Regions from separate parts of the Homo sapiens genome. Here region 1 is linked to region 2. The links are chromatin loops, found by intact Hi-C in ENCODE. Cell type or tissue: IMR-90. All regions are shown on one strand. Links, peaks and the distances in the headings refer to the core of each region. The heading gives the core; the rest is flanking DNA. Region 1 overlaps LMBR1 (limb development membrane protein 1). Region 2 overlaps RNF32-DT (RNF32 divergent transcript).

Region 1 (8,334 bases), core at 272-8,271, 280 kb before region 2:
AGCCTTTCTCACTTTCCCCTTCCACAGTAGGAAAAGTAAAAAAGGTCTTTCTAGAATCTTTATAAATCCTTTGGCTCCTCAAATTTAAAAGTGGCTGATTATATGTAAAGAAGTTGAAAAGGAAACCCTTGCTAGATGGCTAAATGTATTATAAAATGAAGCCAAGCCAAAATCAGTAAAAACACCTCACTGGCATAGAAATGTTACAGAGAAGAGATGGATTGGACCTGGAGAGGATGGAGGATGTTATGATAACTAATGCTAAGTATAATTTTTTTACATACCATTTTGGTAGGCCATGCACTGTTTATCATCCGTTTGGTAGATTGTCTAAAATCTTTTCAGTGAAACTCTTTAAGTGATGTGTTAGGATAATTATGATTTTGCTGTTTGCTGCTGGTTAGCCACTGTGGACTGTTTCAGGTGGAAAATAAAGAGCTAAATGATTTATGTTTATAACATAAATGGTTCTATGGCAAAATGGACATTTTGACTAATACAGATTAAGAATTGTGAGCTTCAGTAGGGTATGCTTAGAAATATGTGTAGGAAGGCAAGACTGAAAAAATCACGACTTACCATTTCTTCAGAAAATAGAAATAGGAGGTAAGAGAAACCATCCCCTGGATTTTATTTAATCTAGTATTATGACTAGTGTGTTTTGTTGTAACAGTTACTTTCTATTTTAATTTATAAAACAAAAGTAAAGAGTTTATTGTTTTACTCTTGCTATTAAAAAGAATTCCAGAATAATGAGACTAAAAGACTTTTTAAAAAATACAAATTCCATTGCTGATTGATCACAGAGTTGCTGGCGGCGCTTTCTTAGTGTGTGTTGGGATGTGTGGTGTGCATTGCAGAAATCTTTGGGGTGTCAGTGTGGCTTACTCTGAGCTCAGTTGTACCGTTAATGCAAAAAAACATGACAGCCAGCACCAAGAAGTGCTTTGCTGTAGAAATAACAGTATTTTTTTTAAAAAGTAACGTTGAGTTATTGTGGTAGTTATGATATTACTAGAGTTGAATTTTCATACTTGGTTTTAAAAATAATCAGTATCAGTTTGTTTTGGAATGCCTGACTGTGACTTCTCAATTTGTTTATTTGATGGTGCTGTAGGCATAAAGCTATTGGGAGGTTTTGTTCTTGTTAATATTGTTTCATGGAATGTTAATAAAGTAAAGCAAAGCTGTGTGCTGTGATAATGTTAATTGGTATCCTGAATAAGCCATCTTGTTATCAGCTGCTCTCTACCCTTTCTTCTTTCCTTTTTTGCTTATTACGGATCTTAATTAAGCACTAGATATTGTGTAGATGAATTAAGACGCTGAGTCTCGAGATCATAGGCTAGTTGCCTGAAGAAGAAGAGAAAAAAGGACAAGAATTTGTAAGTTTTCATCTAGTGCTTAACTACTTGAAAAAAAGGAATAGAGAGGAAGGAGTTCTGTGTTTCTGAGACAGGAGGGAGCCCCAGAGCACCTGTCGTTTGGCTAAGACAGCGCCTCCCTCATGTCCCTGTTGTCATGGCAGGAGTAGAGAGATGTCCACAGAGCTCACTGTGATCTCGGCAGGCGGCCTTCCCCTTCCCCACAGCACACAGCCTCCCCTCTGCCGTCTGCTTTGGGACTGTCAGGACTAATGGGTACATTGTGTCCATCACTCCTCTTTATCATGGTCAGCACATGGAGCCCAGAACATCCAGGTTCCTTGCGCCCTGTGTCTCTATACATCCCATTTCTGACCTGATTTTCCACTTTCCTCTAGCTTCTGAAACTTTCTGCTTGTGCCATTTGGAACTGAGAATTAACTCATGAACAAAACCCCTGTATCTTCAACTGCCACTTTCTTGCTCAAAGAAACTTGGCACACATTCCTGCCACCCGCTCATGTGATGGCTCGCTTCTACCCACATCCCTCATTTGGCTGGTCCTGGAGTTTGAGTAGGTGCCCTCCTGTTCCCTTTTACTACTCTCCAGCACTTTGGATCTCATGTCATCAGACCATGACCTAGTCCTGTCATTTGCTCACCTCCCAGGCCTTTTCTGCTCCCTTCTGGAGGATTTTTGCTCCTCGTTTCTAATCCTTCTCTGATTCTGTGCCTTTTTCGTGGTGATTTGGTGTCTGTGTGCATGTCCTTCCCATCACTCCAGGACACTCCTTGCCTGTCCCTGTGGTTGTCTGCCTCACCCGCTCGTGCCTGTGACATAACCCATCCAAGTTCTTTTGCATAATCTTACAATCAAGCATCCTACTCTCCACCTACCACTTCTCCTTTTTCCAGTTCACTTCTTCTAGCACTCCCATTTCCTACAATTCCTCAGTATGGAGATTTAACATACCCTGATCCTAACACCTTTTTCTCACCCCCCATCATTTCCCCATCCCCCTACTTCCTTGCACAGTTTACATTCCTGGACTGTTGTTAGAATCAGTCCCCTGCGTACACTCTTAGCTCCCTTTTGTGGTCTCACTGGATTGTGCTGAAACCCGAGCCTTCATTCTGCTAGCCTCTCCCTGTTCTGTGCTCTCACTCCTAGCTGGCTGACTGACCCTCTTGCCTGGCCTTCCTTTATATATGTGACCAATATCCTAAATTAACTTTACATTCTCCTGGATGACTTTATTCTGTCTTTTCTTCCCTCAGATCTTCACCTTACTCTCCACTGGTGACCTTGTTTTCTATTTTCTTAAGAAAACAGAAGCAATCATAAGAGAATTTTCACAAGCTTTTTCCTTCATGCCAACCCTCCTCCCTGCAGCTCCCCTCACAGCTGCCTTTTCCTTCGATGCTGTGGCTGAATTGTCTGTGTGCCTGGCTAATGCCAGCGCTCCCCTAGTGCCCTGGATTCCATCTCTTCTCACTGATTCAAGGACACGATCTAGCAATTCTCCTCTTTCTGACTCTCTGTCTCTGTCATGATCCAGTTTTTCCCCAACTGTATCCTTTCCATCAGCATAAAGATATGCTATAATTTTCCCAGAAAGAGACAGAAGAAGGAATCTGCCTTGACCCCATATCCCCTCCAGGTCACCACCCATTCCTTTGGTCTTTATGGCAAAGCTCACAAGAGTTGTGTGCTCATGGGTTTCACATTTTGTTTTGAAACTCACTCTTGCTTCCACTGTTCTATGAAATGCCATGGTCAGGTTGGTCTGTGACTTCGTAGTCCTTATCTTCCTCTCTTTCCTCCTCGAAATGTCTTTTATTCCACTTGGTTTTCAGTTCACCATACTTTCCTGTTCCTTTTATTTAACGGGCTGCTTTTTCTCAATCCACTTTTCTGGCTTTTCTGTGTCTATAACTTCTTCACCTGGAAAGTCTCATGCCTCCGTCTTTAAAATTCTCTATTTGCTTTTACTCCCTTATTAGTTCATCTGGTTTCATGGCTTTAAATACCACCTATAAGCTGCGACCTCTACTCTGAGCTTTGAACTTAAAGATCTAACTGTCTAGTGGAAATTTCCATTTGGATGTCCAATAGGCATCTTAAACATATGTCCAAAGTAAACTCAAGATCTTTACTTCTAGATTTTGCTGCTTTTGCCATCGGCCCTTCTCTACAGGTGACAAATCATTCTTCCAGCTACTCAGGCCAAATCCTTGGAGTCTCTTTCTCTTAATTCCCATATGGATTCCTTCTGCAAAGCTGTTGGCTCCAGCTTCAGAGTAGCTCCAGAATCTGACTGTGCCTCACCACCTGTGCTACCACCACCCCTTGGAGAGGTTTTTGCGGTAGCTTCCTAATGGCTTCCGTGCGTATCTGTCTTGGGCCTAGTGAGTCAGAGAGAGTCTCTGACAATATGAGTCAGATCTTCCCACTTATTTGCTCCAAGTCCTCAGATGATGGTTTCTGTTTCAGTCTGGATAACAGCAAGAGTCCTTGCAGTGGCTGCTCACTCCTGCCCCATGTCTGATGCCTGCTGTCTCTTTGCTCTTCCCCCACTGAGCCCCTTCCCTTGGGGCATTTTTATTGTGTTTTCCTCCACCTTCTCTCTTCCAGGTCTTTACCTAAATACCCTTTCGTGGAGCTTTCCCCCACTCTGGAGTGAGCCTTGTGGATATCGATTGTATCACTAAGCCCTACCTCTGCTCTACGCTTCCCCTTTCCTGCATTATTTTTTTCTATAGCATTTTTTACTGTCTCACATGTTAAGTCTTTTAGTATATTGCCTGTCTCTCCACACTAGAACATGAACTCCAGGGATTTATTTATTTAATTATATTTATTGAGACAAGGTCTCACTCTGTCACCCAGGCTGGAGTGCAGTGACACAATCACGGCTCACTGTGGCCTCAACCTCCCGGGCTCAGGTGATCGTTCCCCTTTAGCCTCTTGAGTAGCTAAGACTACAGGCGCCCACCACCATACCCGGCTAATTTTTGTGTTTTTTGTAGAGACAAGGTTTTGCCATATTGCCCAGGCTGGTCTCAAACTCCTGGGCTTAAGCGATCTGCCAGCCTTGGCCTCCCATAGTGTTAAAATTACAGGTGTGAGCCACTGCACCTAACTGGGGCAGGGATTTTTGTAAATTACAGGTGGGAGCCACCGCACCTTATTGGGGCAGCGATTTTTGTTAGTTTTCTTTCCCTCTGTACCCTGATTCTATAATGTTGCTAGACACATGGTGGATATGTGGTAAACATTTGTCCCATAAGTAAATTAATAGATGAAAAACGCACATGATGGAGAGTTGTCATTTTACCATAGAAGTGAAAAAGGAAGAGGAAGTAAAATTTGGTGACAAGACCGGACAGAATCACTTGGAGAGATTTCTTAGGAAGGCCCATAGTGGAGACTGCCAAGGACACACCAACGTTGAGAGGCAGGAAGACCACGTGCACTGGAGTGTTAGTGAAGAGGCCGAAATAAGGCAGTTTTCCCCTTACTGTTATGGCCATGGAATATGAGTAATCAAGAACCATTTCTACTCCAAGACTCCTAAAGAGTAGCCCAACAGAAAGTCCCATTACATTAATTGTGGTAGAAAATCTTTTGTAATTCCTTCCTAGCATTAAGAGGATACACACACACACACACACGTACACACACACACGCACACTTAACATGTTTAAATGTTTAAGTAATGCAACGGCATTAATTGAAATAATCAGCTTTTGTGTGTGTATAGCCTATGGGTGTACTGGGTAACTTTGGAAGTAGTACCATAATGAAGAGAAATTATTTTTTGTTGTTTAAGTTCAAAACCTCCGGAGTTCTTTTAATTTATTTTAAAATATCATAGTCTTTGAACTTAATAATTCAACTCAGTTTCTTTAGATACGATTTTCATCTTCATGATAAAAAGTTAGTGTATCATTTCTTATGGCAGTTACTTTCCTGCTTGATTCTCATCTTTTCAGTGGTTCACACCTGTAATCCCAGCACTTTGGGAGGCCGAGGCAGGCAGATCACCTGAGGTTGGGAGTTCAAGACCCACCTGGCCAGCATGGTGAAACCCGGTCTCTATTAAAAATACAAAAATTAGGGGGTGTGGTGGCAGGTGCCTGTAATCCCAGCTACTTGGGAAGCTGGGGCAGGAGAATCGCTTGAACCTGGGAGGGGGAGGTTGCAGTGAGCCGAGATCACGCCATTGCACCCCAGCCTGGGCAACAGAGCGAGACTCCATCTAAAAAAAACGAAAAAGTCCTTGCCATTGAAGCTTGTATTAATTATTTATTCTTAAAAGCACAGATTATATTGTTGTTTCATTTTTGCTGGGTGTCAGATTGGAATACCTTTTTATCCTAAAAAATAAAAATAAAGGGATTGAAAAAAAACAAGACATGTCTTATACAAGCTTTTTGTAGAATTTGTGACCTGTCAGAAGCACTTAGTGTCATCATCAGTCCTTGAATTTTGCTGTTTATAACCAAGTTGAATTTGCCAGGGAATTTTATGAAGGTGCCAAGGTTTAGGGTGGCATTTATGGTTGCTTTTTTAGAGCAGTTGCTTCTTTAGACTATCTCAGAGTAGTAGTCTGTCAGAGACATTTTCAGTTATCATTGGCAAGGTGATTTGCTAATTTGGTCATTACATTCTTTCATATAACACACTTGATATATGGAAGCTCATGCCAGATTCTCTTCTGTCCTCTAAATTACTTTCATCTTGGCTTTCTCTAGGCATTCTTCTAGGTTCTGGCAATGACAATCCTACAAATACTATTTGCTGTTAGTTACGTCACTGAAGGGAGAATATTTTGAATTTATCAGACTCTGGGCCACTTTGAGAAATGTCTGGTATTAGCGTGAAAGTGATCAAATATAATCAAAAAACATTTGTGTCCAAGGATCTGAAATGGTCAGAAATTCCTTGTTATAATTTATTCAGCTTCTTGGGCCGTTATTCACAATTTATGACAATAAAATGTGGCCCATAGAAATTATTTTTTTGCAAGATGAAATGAGGTGACTGCCAGAGATATATGCTAATATAAAATCAGTAAATGAGGAATGCTTAGGAATAATGAACTATAGAATGAGTTAAATATCATATATTTTATGAAATATATATATAGAGAGAGTTATTCTATAAAAATGATCCAAATTGGCTGGGTGCAGTGGCTCACGCCTGTAATCCCAACACTTTGGGAGGCTGAGGTGGGCAGATCACCTGAGGTAAGGAGTTCAAGACCAGCCTGGCCAACATGGTGAAACACCGTCTCTACTAAAAATACAAAAATTAGCTGGGCGTGGTGGCATGCGCATGTAATCCCAGCTACTCGGGAGGCTGAGGCAGGAGAATCACTTGAACCTGGGCAGCAGAGGTCGCAATGAGCCGAGATCATGCCAGTGCACTACAGCCTGGGCAACAGAGCAAGACTCCGCCTCAATAAAGAAAAAAAAATCCAAATTTGTGTAGTAGAAGATGAATTTAATATACCCGAGCTACTTTCTCAACTACAACTTAGATAGGTGATGGTATTCCCAATAGTAGCTTATATAAACATAAAAGTTTAAAAATTATCTTAACATCTTATCTAGTTTAGATCTAGTAGCTTATATCTAAAGTAGAAAAAAGCCAAACCATTGTTTTAATTGTACCTAGCATTATATAATGTTCCTAAAGTTGATTATTTAACAATTTCTATCTTGCAGTCATTAGTAATGAAAGCATATTTGCATTTTCACAGTTTTGTTGGATCTCAAAAGTCTCACATTACTAGGTCAATAGCCATATTTTTGTGGATATGTCAGAAGTAAAAAGAAACTATTATTTTAATAATTATTAGCATTGCAAGTGGAATAGACATAGATACAGAGTTTTCGAGTATATGGGCTGACTCTCTCCTTTGTAGATAGTAACAGTGTTAGTTCATGCTGAAATAGATACATTAGAGATTTGAATGTCCTGGCTTCAGTTTTCAAATGCTTTCTGGAGTTTGCCTAATCAGCATTGGCTCTGTGGTGTACAGTAAGTAGTGTTTGCTTAGAGAGATGGAAACTGTTTGCTCTGTGAATTATTAGGAGATTTGGGCTTTAACAACAAAGTTGTTTGCCTAAGTGATTAGAAATAATTTATAGTATTTGAGTGACCTCACATTCTTTGTGATAGAGATCACTTTGGTCAAATTTAAAGTAATAAGTATAATCAAATTTTTAAAGAGCTTCTTGGATAATATTTTCTAATCAAACTTTTTTTTGGTTATATGGTAAATTAAAAGTTAAATGTAACATCAATCTGTTTATGTTAGAGGTATCTACTTCCAAATAGTACTCATTATGAGACTAAGTTTAGGACACTGAATTGTTTAGGGAGATAATTGTATTTCATCAATTATTTGAAGGGCTTGCAGATCTAATTGGAAATTTGTATTTGTTTTTAAAAATACATTTTATATTTTAAGTTAAATACTTAGTACCTCTCCTTTTATATATGAAGGCTGTCTTATATATTAAGAAAGTTGTAAGGACAGCTTAGTTATTGAATAAATACTGGACTTTGGGAAATTCTGTTATCTTGGAAGCAAAATATTTTTAATACCACACTAGTTTTTCAGCTTAAGAATAAAGCTGGGAAAAGTTGCCTTCAGCTATTAGTTTTCCTGAATCCAAAGAGACGGGTGGGGCAGGATCAAAAATACTTACTTGATCAAAGTTATTGGCTCTGAAGTTATTCTTACCTATGTAAGAAAGATGAAAGGTGTTGTTTTTATTGCATGTTAGTTAACAGTGTAATTTTGAACTAATTGGTGTTGAACTGCCAATCACCTAAGGGGAATGCAAATAGATACTCTTACAATTTCCTTTGAGGTAGTGAAATCTTATGTTGGGGCTGGAAGAAAAACAGAATAATACCATTAAATTGACCTTAAATGAGCTGCTTTGTGGTTTT
Region 2 (8,334 bases), core at 163-8,162:
CAGCAGAGGCAGAGCTACCAAGCCCTGGTCCAAGGCCCTGACCTGGGGTTCCTGGGTGAGCCACTGGACTCCCTGTGCCTCAGTTTCTTTACTGGGACATGAAGAAGTAGTTTAGGACCATTATAGCCTTCCCACCCTGCCATTCGGAGAATCTCTGAGGCCGTCGTCCGAAGCGTCACTATCAAACACAACTTTGTTACCTCCTTTATCCTCACTTCCATCTCAGTCCTCCTGGCTCGTCCCTCACAGAAAAGAATTTTCTCAAGAATTCAGGCTTGGACAACATGGGATCCAAAGATGGATCTTTTCAGATCTTTTGTCCATTTTTAAAAATTGGGTTGTTTTCTTACTATTAGGTTGTTTGAGTTCCTTATGTATTTTGGGGACTAACCCTTTATCAGATGCACAGTTTTGCAATATTTTCTCCCATTCTTAAGTTGTCTCTTCACTCTGTCGATTGTTTCTTTTGCTGTATGGAAGCTTTTTAGTTTGATGCATTCCGATTTGTCTGTGTTCGCTTTTGTTGCATGTGCTTTGAGGTCATATCCAAGAAATCACTGCAGACGCCCATGCCTTGGAGTTTCCCCCTGTGTTTCCTTCCAGTAGTTTCATAGTTTTGGGTCTTACAGTTAAATCTTTAATCCATTTTAAGTAGGTTTTTCACATGGTGGGAGACAAGGATCTAGTTTTATTCTTCTGCATGTGGCTATCCAGTTTTCCCAATATCATTTTTTGAAGAGACTCTCCTCTCTCCATTGGGTGTTCTTGGCATGTTTGCTAAATATCACCTGGCTATAAACACACAGATTTATTTCTAGGCTTTCTATTCTGTTCTATTTGTCTGTGTGTCTGTTTTTGTGCTAGCACCATGCTCTTTTAATTACTATAGCTGTGTAGTATATTTTGAAGTCAGGTAATGTGATGCCTCCAGCTTTGCTCTTTTTGCTCAGGATAACGTTGGCTGTTCTTTTGTGGTTCCATATAAATTATATATTTTCTATTTCTGTGAAGAATATCGTTGATATTTTGATGGGGATTATATTGAATCTGTAGATCACTTTTGGGTCATACGGATATTTTAACAATATTATTCTTCCAATCCATGAACATGAATATCTTTTTATTTCCTTTTTAGTGTCTTTCATCAATGTTTTATAGTTTTCAGTGTAGAGATATTACACCTCCTTGGTTAAATTTATTTCTAATTATTTTATTTTTTGTAGCTATTGTAAATGGTGTTGTTTTCCTCATTGCTTTTTCCAATATTTCCCTATTAGTGTACAAAAAGGCTCCTGATGTTTGTATGTTGATTTTGTATCCTGAAACTTTACTGAATTCATTTATTAGTTCTAATAGTTTTTTGATGGAGTCTTTAGGGTTTTCCATAGATATGATCATGTTGTCTGCTAACAACAATAATTTAACTTCTTCCCTTCCAATTTGAATGTCTTTTCTTTCTTTCTCTTGCCTAATTGCTTTGGCTAGGATTTCCAGTACTACATTGAGTAGAAGTGGTGAGCGTGGACATCCTTGTCTTGTTTCTGATCTTAGAGGAAAAGCTTTGAGCTTTCCCCTGCTGAAGTTTCTTGAGAAGGAGAGTGACATACATTTCACAAAGGAAAGCAAACCCTTGTGGTCACAGACAGGGATTCTGGGCTGGGAGCCCTGTGCACTTCCCCACGGTGTTCTTGGGACCTGAGAGAGGCTGCCTGATCATGAACCTACTGCTGGACGAAGCTTTAAAAATCATACAGAAACATGGATGATGCCCCCCAAAGTTAAAAATGAGGTGGACTTATAGGTAGTTGAAGACTGCAAAGCCTCTCAATATAATTTTCTGAAGCCCTTTTTGTAATACCCATGCTAAACCTTCCTGTTGTCCGTGCTTTTCCCCATGCAGGGACGTGCTGTGGGCAGGGGTTGGAGATAGAAATGGATTGACTTTGGCTCCATGACTCGCTCACTGGGGAAGTTGTAAGCTGGTTGCTTGGAGGAGACAGAGGGCTTTGCAGAGAGAAAAACCTGGTGTGGATTTTTGGTGCTCTCAAAGCCATGTTGGATTCAAACTCATTAACCACTCTTCCCACCTCCTCTAGTGGAATCTGGCACCATGAGAGATGGACACAGAGTGGTTTCTTTTGGAGGAGAAGGAAGGTGGGATTTGGGATTCTCCTCTGCCTGAGTAGGGCATTGATGGGACCCTGAGGACACAAAGCATGGGTGTCTCCCATGTGGACCCTATAAGTTGGGGGGATGGCAGTGTGCCCACTTGCTGTCTTCAGGTCCTAGGCCACGTGCCCTTCCCTTCCTGTTCTTCCTTCTTCCCTTCTCACGGCCTCTCCTGGTCTCCATCTCTTCTTGTTGTTTTCTTTCCTTCTCTCTCATCTGCTTGTGCATTTGTGCATTCATTCCATCAGCGTTTACTGAGCACCTTGTACCAGGCAAGCATGCGAACTCTGCCCTCAAGAGCCTGCAGCCCAGGGCTCAGGACACATCAATGAGGTTGATCAGGCATGAAATAAGATCAAAATGGAGGAAGGAGCTGCTTGAGCATGGGGGGGTGGGGTGGAGGCAGGGCTGGCCCTGTTTAGGGACTTGAGGACACTCCTGGGAGGAGCTGGCTTTGGGCTGAGTCATCCAGATGAGTAGGAGTCTGCCAAGTGGACAGGCATTCCAGAAAGGCACATTGCACGTGGGAAGCAAGGGAAATGGGCCAGGCCACGTCCTGAAAGAATTAGGTTTGTTATTCCTGGGGCAGTAAGCAGCTCTGAGGTTGTCAAGCGACGGAGCTCAGTGTGGCAGGAGCATGGGGAGTGGTGGGGATGAGCCTGTGGGCCATCCATCCTGTAGACGTGGGACTGCAGTCTATGGTTGGTTTATAGCTCAAGGGAGATGCCAGACCTGTTGTACAGACTAACAGATAACTGCCAGTGACCAGCTGCCTTGGGGACATTGCTTCTGACGTTCCTTGTATGGGTTTCTTGTAACCCTCATAGCAACCCTGCACAGAGTGCATGATTGGCTCCATTATAGGAACGAGAAAGCCAAGGGTCAGAGAGGTGGAGTCAGTCATCTGAGGTTAGCACCTGGCCAGTGGGTGACGTGAGGCTGAGAAGCCTGACATGCTTCCTCCTTCATGCCAGCACCCCCCTCCGTGTGTGGTGAGCCGCAGGGATTGAGTGTGGACAGTGGTAGTAGTGTGTGGTGTGTGGCTGCATGGCTGTGGCTGGAGGATGTGGTGGACTTGAAGTGTTCATTAGCATTGGCTGCTCTCAGCCTTCTCAGTTAAACATGCACAAGCCTGCTGTCTGTCACTGATTGCCGTCTCCTCGAGCCTGTGCTGAGGTGTAGGTTCACATGGCCATGCAGACGTGGGTTGCAGAGCAGGCAGAGCTGGGTGGGATTCCAGCTCCATCATGTTCCCGCTCAATGGCTTTACCTTTTTTGCTCAGTTTCCTCATCTTTAAAGTGAAGGGAATAATAGCGTCTACCTTAAAGAGTTTTTAGATAAATCACTTAAAACATAGCAATTATGTAACAACTGCCAACAAGTACTAGTTATCATCATTGGACACTGTAAAATGTTTAGTGTCCAAACCTATAAAATAGCTCCTAAATTGAATGATCTCATGGTCTAGCTGGGAAAATAATGTGTAATTCAAAAATAAAAATAAAAATGTCAATTCTGTACAGAAATTCCCAAATGAATGTGTAGAATCTACTATCCGCACCAAGGAACGTGGAGAGATCACAACTTGGAGCCCCTGCAGAAAGTGTTTAGGGAAACAATGGGACTTGAACGGGAGCCTGGAGGCTTTAGGTAATGAGAGAGGAAGGGAGAGAATATTCTAGAAAGGAAGAATACCAGGTGAGAAGGTTTATGATGTATTTGGAAGCCACCTCCTGTGCCAGTCGGGCTGAAATACTGAGTTTGTGTGGAAGAATATGGGGTGAACCATGGAGAAAACTGATGAAATAAGATGGTGGGTCAGCATCATCCCAGAAGCCAACTACTGCTTGGAGAAGAGTTAACTCAGTGGCTGTCTGTACGATGAACTGAAGTCAAGAAGAAATTAGAAGCAAGGATGAAACAAGCGAAGTAAACCCTTCTATGTTTAACCACAACTTTGTAAACGCAGTGACTCATCTCCATTCATGGGTGTCAGCTTGGTTCTGAGCATGCAGATGAATGTATCCAACCAGGGCTGAGGAAGCCGGGTTGACCCTGAGCTTTGGCCTTTTAGTTCCGTTCCTTTGCAGGCAGATACAACTAGGAAACGAGGCCCATATTTTGAGAAGTAAAAATATTCTACTCTGAGATCTTTGCAGTTTTATTTCCCTAATTATTTTGGATAATCAACATTTTCATTTTTTTTTTCCAATTTTCAAATCAACTTTAGATTTAGCCCCTTAAATATATCTTTTAGGAAGTAGCATCTTGTTGCCTTAGGAACAGTGTTTGAAAAAGTTCTCATTTGTGCTGTACACTTCAATGATAAAGAAAGTTCACTGGCATCCCCCTGTGGAAAATGCTTTTATCATTTAAAAAAACATATGCACATAGAAAGAGTTAGTAGAAGTCACTATGTTGTAAGAGCCCAGGGTTGGTATTAGCAGAACTTAATGTATTCTCTCTCAAAATAAGATCATTGTTGGAAAAACTATAAATAATTTTCAAGTTTATTTTCAGATTGAGTTTGTTGTTAGTAGCACTTTAGGATTTACTGTGATGAAAGACAACGGTTGTGTTTTTAAAAAGTGTTCCCCACTTGGACTAACAAAGGGACTCAGCACTGCAGCCTCGATGGAACGTTCTTTCTCTGTGCAGGCACCAGATGGCGCCAAGCCGCAGGTCCTTCACCTGGATTAGTTCATTATTTTAAAAAAGAATTTGGGAATTATGGCTGCTGGCATTCAGGGCTCACTAAAATTTGTGTAATGTTTCCAGCTGTGGATAGAAGCGTCAAACGCTATGTTTAATATGTTTTTCCGGAATTTATTCTCATCAGTGGCTGGAATTGGAAGGCCATCTTCCCTCTCAATTCTTGACTTTGGAGGGAAGTGAGGGAAGCAGCTTTCTGCTTAGGCTGTCCTGGGCAAAATCTGGATATCTGCACCACCTTCCTTACAGTTTTTCTGTTGTGCTTCCCTTTAACCTGTGTAAAAGTGATTTACTAGGAGTAACTTACACTAAAGTGTCAGTGACTTATTTCACTAGAGGAATAGTCACAAAAAATAATGTCAGATGCAAAGGGTTAGGTTGCTAGAGGATTTTTAACTCTCAGTGACAAGGCAGTTCAGAAACTATGTTTAAGATTTACATTTACTTTTTTACCTCTAACCTTACTAATACTGTTTTTATGTGAACAGATAATAAAAACATATGACATTTTGTATGATGAATTTTTCTTACCAAGGCAAATTTGGTTTTGGATGTTTTCACAAGAGTAGTAAAATTAAGATTAGCCACGCTGAGCTCACAATGAACAAAAAAAAATAGTTTTTGGAGGTTTGATTTGAACTCTGAGAGGAACAGCGTAAGAAATAGAACAGGAAAAGACCTCCGAATATCCAGGAATGTTGTAATTGACATATTTGAATCTGAAAACACTGTTTATCCTTGCGGCTAATGCAGGGTAATATACACTGCCAATGCTTAAAACAAACGGGGTAAATGCCACTGCTGAAATTACAGCTTCTGCTTACATTCTTTCAGCTTATCCTTTATTTTTATAAAAATATTCCTCTTGCTGAACATATATTTTGAGATTAAGCAGTGTCTTTTCTTTCTCAGGGAAGAATATTTCTCAGCCCTCCGTTCTCAAGACAGATGAGTGCTTTAGAAAGAGGACTCTGCAGCGGTGAGGAGGATGGAATGACAGGCAAAGCACGCAGGACCAGGAGATGGCTTCGTTCCCTCAATCACTCATCCAAAGACGTTTAATGAGCACCTATTGTGTGTCAGGCATTGTACCGGGCAATGGGGATATCGTAGTCAGTAATAAGTGAGGAGAGATGAGTTCATTTGTGAGAGGCTCTGACCAGTGGAATCAGAGGAAGGGAGTTCCCCTGGGTGGGCCAGGTTCAAAGACATTTTGGAAGTAGAATCTGCAGAACATGATGATCTTTTGGAAACAGGGCAGGGACGTGAATGAGCACGTAATGTCCCCATGGGTTTGTCTTTCCGAAGGTTTAAAATCCTCAAGAATAAGGAACATAGGCATGTGTCGTAACGGTCTCCACAGTGGGGGAGTATTATGTTAGTGCACCTGCATGTTAACTCTGCTCATGAAGGGGCCACGTCTTCACCACCACAAAGCCTCAAGCATGCATATCTGGTCCCTCCAACCCCCTCCCTATTGAGGTGCAATAAAGGCCCATGTTTCTCCTAGTATGGGAACAGAACTAAGTCCTTTGTTCTATTATTTGACATGTATTGACTCAAGCATTCGATGAGTATTGATGAAGTGTGTTCTAAGCTTGTACCGGGCTAGGTCTTCTACTGCAATCCCCACGCTTATAAACCTTGCCAACCTGAGCCACCTGCAAGCTTTCTGACCTTGGGCGTCCTCATCTCTTCACCTCCACTGGTAAAGATGAGCTAACTGGTAAAGATGAGCTATGGAAAGAACGTGGAGTAGTCCTCGGCACATAGTAGGAATTTAGTGAATATCAGTTCTCTTCATTCACAAGCACTTAATAGGCCAGGTACTGGAACAAAAGACAAATCAGATGGAAAGAGGCTCATACTGCATCCCGGCCTGGCAGAATGAGAGCGGCTCCTGGAACCGGGATTCCACGTCAGCTTTCAGCTTTTTTTCTGCTTTTTCCTTCTTCTCAGGCCTTTCAGGATTTGGTTCTTGTTTTAAAGCTTCTGACGGAGAGAGCCAAGTAGCCTGTCCTTGCTCTACGGGCTGGGAAGCAATGAGTGATTGCTGAAGAGGCTTTTTCTCAGCAAAGGGCAGAGGCAAAGGAGAGAAGAAAGGAAGGGCCCTGTGCTGTGAAGCAATTTTCTCATTTTCTGCTGCTGGTGCTTGCGTTGTTGTCTTCCTCAACATGCAGGGGAGGCCCAGAGAGGCACTGCTACGGGTTCCAGACATTCCTTGTATTCTCACTGCCTGGCTCTGTCCTCAACCACTTACTTTCGGTGTTAGCGGTGAGTCTCAAAGGAACATTGTGCTGAACTGTTCTCCATCTCAACTACATGATCCTGCAGCCCTCAGGATGAAGGGTTTCGGTCTTTGATTCCGGCGACCTGGAGGCTTGCTTACTGTCAACTCCATGCGGAGAACTGTAGAAAACAGGATAAAGACGAAGACTAGGCCGAGCCGTCCAAGGCAGTGAGTCCACAGTAAGTGGGGCGAGTTAGGCCGTTTCCGCACTGCTATAAAGAAATACCTGAGGTTGGGTAATTTAGAAAGAAAAGAGGTTTAATTGGCTCATGACTCTGTAGGCTGCACAGGAAGCATGGTGCAGGCATCTGCTGGGCTTCTGGGGAGGCCTCAGGAAACATCATCATGGCAGAAGGTGAAGGGGAAGCAGGCGGGTCTTAATGGCGGGAGCAGGAGCAGGAGAGCGGGGAGCTGCCACACACGTTCAAACGACCAGATCTCGTGAGAGCTCCCTCACTATCACGAGAACAGCACCGGGGACGGTGCTAAACCACTCATGAGAAACCACCCCTGTGATCCAGTCACCTCCCACCAGGCCCCACCTCCAACACTGGAGATAGCATTTCAATGTGAGGTTTGGCAGAGACACACATCCCAACTATAGAAAGTGGGCAGGATGGCTGGAGCGGCAAGTGTGGGGAGATGAGGGAGGGTGTCTGAGGGCACTGGAGGCCGCCGGAGGGCAGCCGCGGATGAGGGGAGCTGAGCTGGGCTCGTGGAGGCGGGGTTTCTGTTGACCCGGATGGAGAGACTGGGCGGGCCCGGCCCCAGCCATCCCTGCTAGTCCGCTGAACTGTGGCCTGGGAAGTGGCTTTTCTGTTGGGCCACATTAGTGCTGTTGAGTTCAAGGCTGAGAGCACAGGAAGAATCCTGAGAAGCCTTTTGTGGGGGCCCATCCCGTCCAGGGCCCGTGCATGAGCAGCTGTCATCTGCATGCCATGATGACCGTCACTGTCAGGACCGAGACATCCTTGCGGCCCCACAGGTCGCCACCCTCCTGGCACAGCACACCTGCCAGTCATTTGGTCTTTGCCCGGGTGTCTCGCTGGGACCTACAGTTCAGGTGAAACATCATCACATAGAAACCACTGCAGAGAAATTTCGTAGAGTGCAGTGTCCCTCCAGCTCAGTGAACAACAGTTGATGTTAGGTGATCCTTGGC

What was found. Hi-C counts contacts between places; a loop is a spot of excess contacts. Peaks named below come from ENCODE experiments on the same cell type or tissue, not always from the same donor. Only the 100,000 strongest peaks of a DNase experiment are listed, where the experiment ranks them.
Region 1: a loop joins it to region 2, with 2.1 times the contacts of the local background. A loop is called at or near these places in 7 of 110 quality-filtered maps.

Annotation. Positions count from the first base shown.
Region 1 is chr7:156,747,003-156,755,336 of GRCh38, reverse strand. All of the region lies in intron 9 of LMBR1 (limb development membrane protein 1), which reads left to right. Among named protein-coding and RNA genes, the nearest start is that of RNF32-AS1, 91 kb to the right of the region's middle. RefSeq lists an enhancer at 1,420-1,479. In IMR-90, for the core only: no CTCF peak of the experiment used is centred there; DNase peaks (open chromatin) are centred at 2,476 and 3,786; H3K27ac peaks cover 1,246 bases.
Region 2 is chr7:156,470,172-156,478,505 of GRCh38, reverse strand. RNF32-DT (RNF32 divergent transcript) reads left to right here. Exons shown (of 4, transcript NR_026865.2): 4 at 5,795-6,407. Among named protein-coding and RNA genes, the nearest start is that of LINC00244, 66 kb to the left of the region's middle. In IMR-90, for the core only: a CTCF peak has its summit at 4,835 (motif pointing right); DNase peaks (open chromatin) are centred at 2,655 and 4,145; H3K27ac peaks cover 845 bases.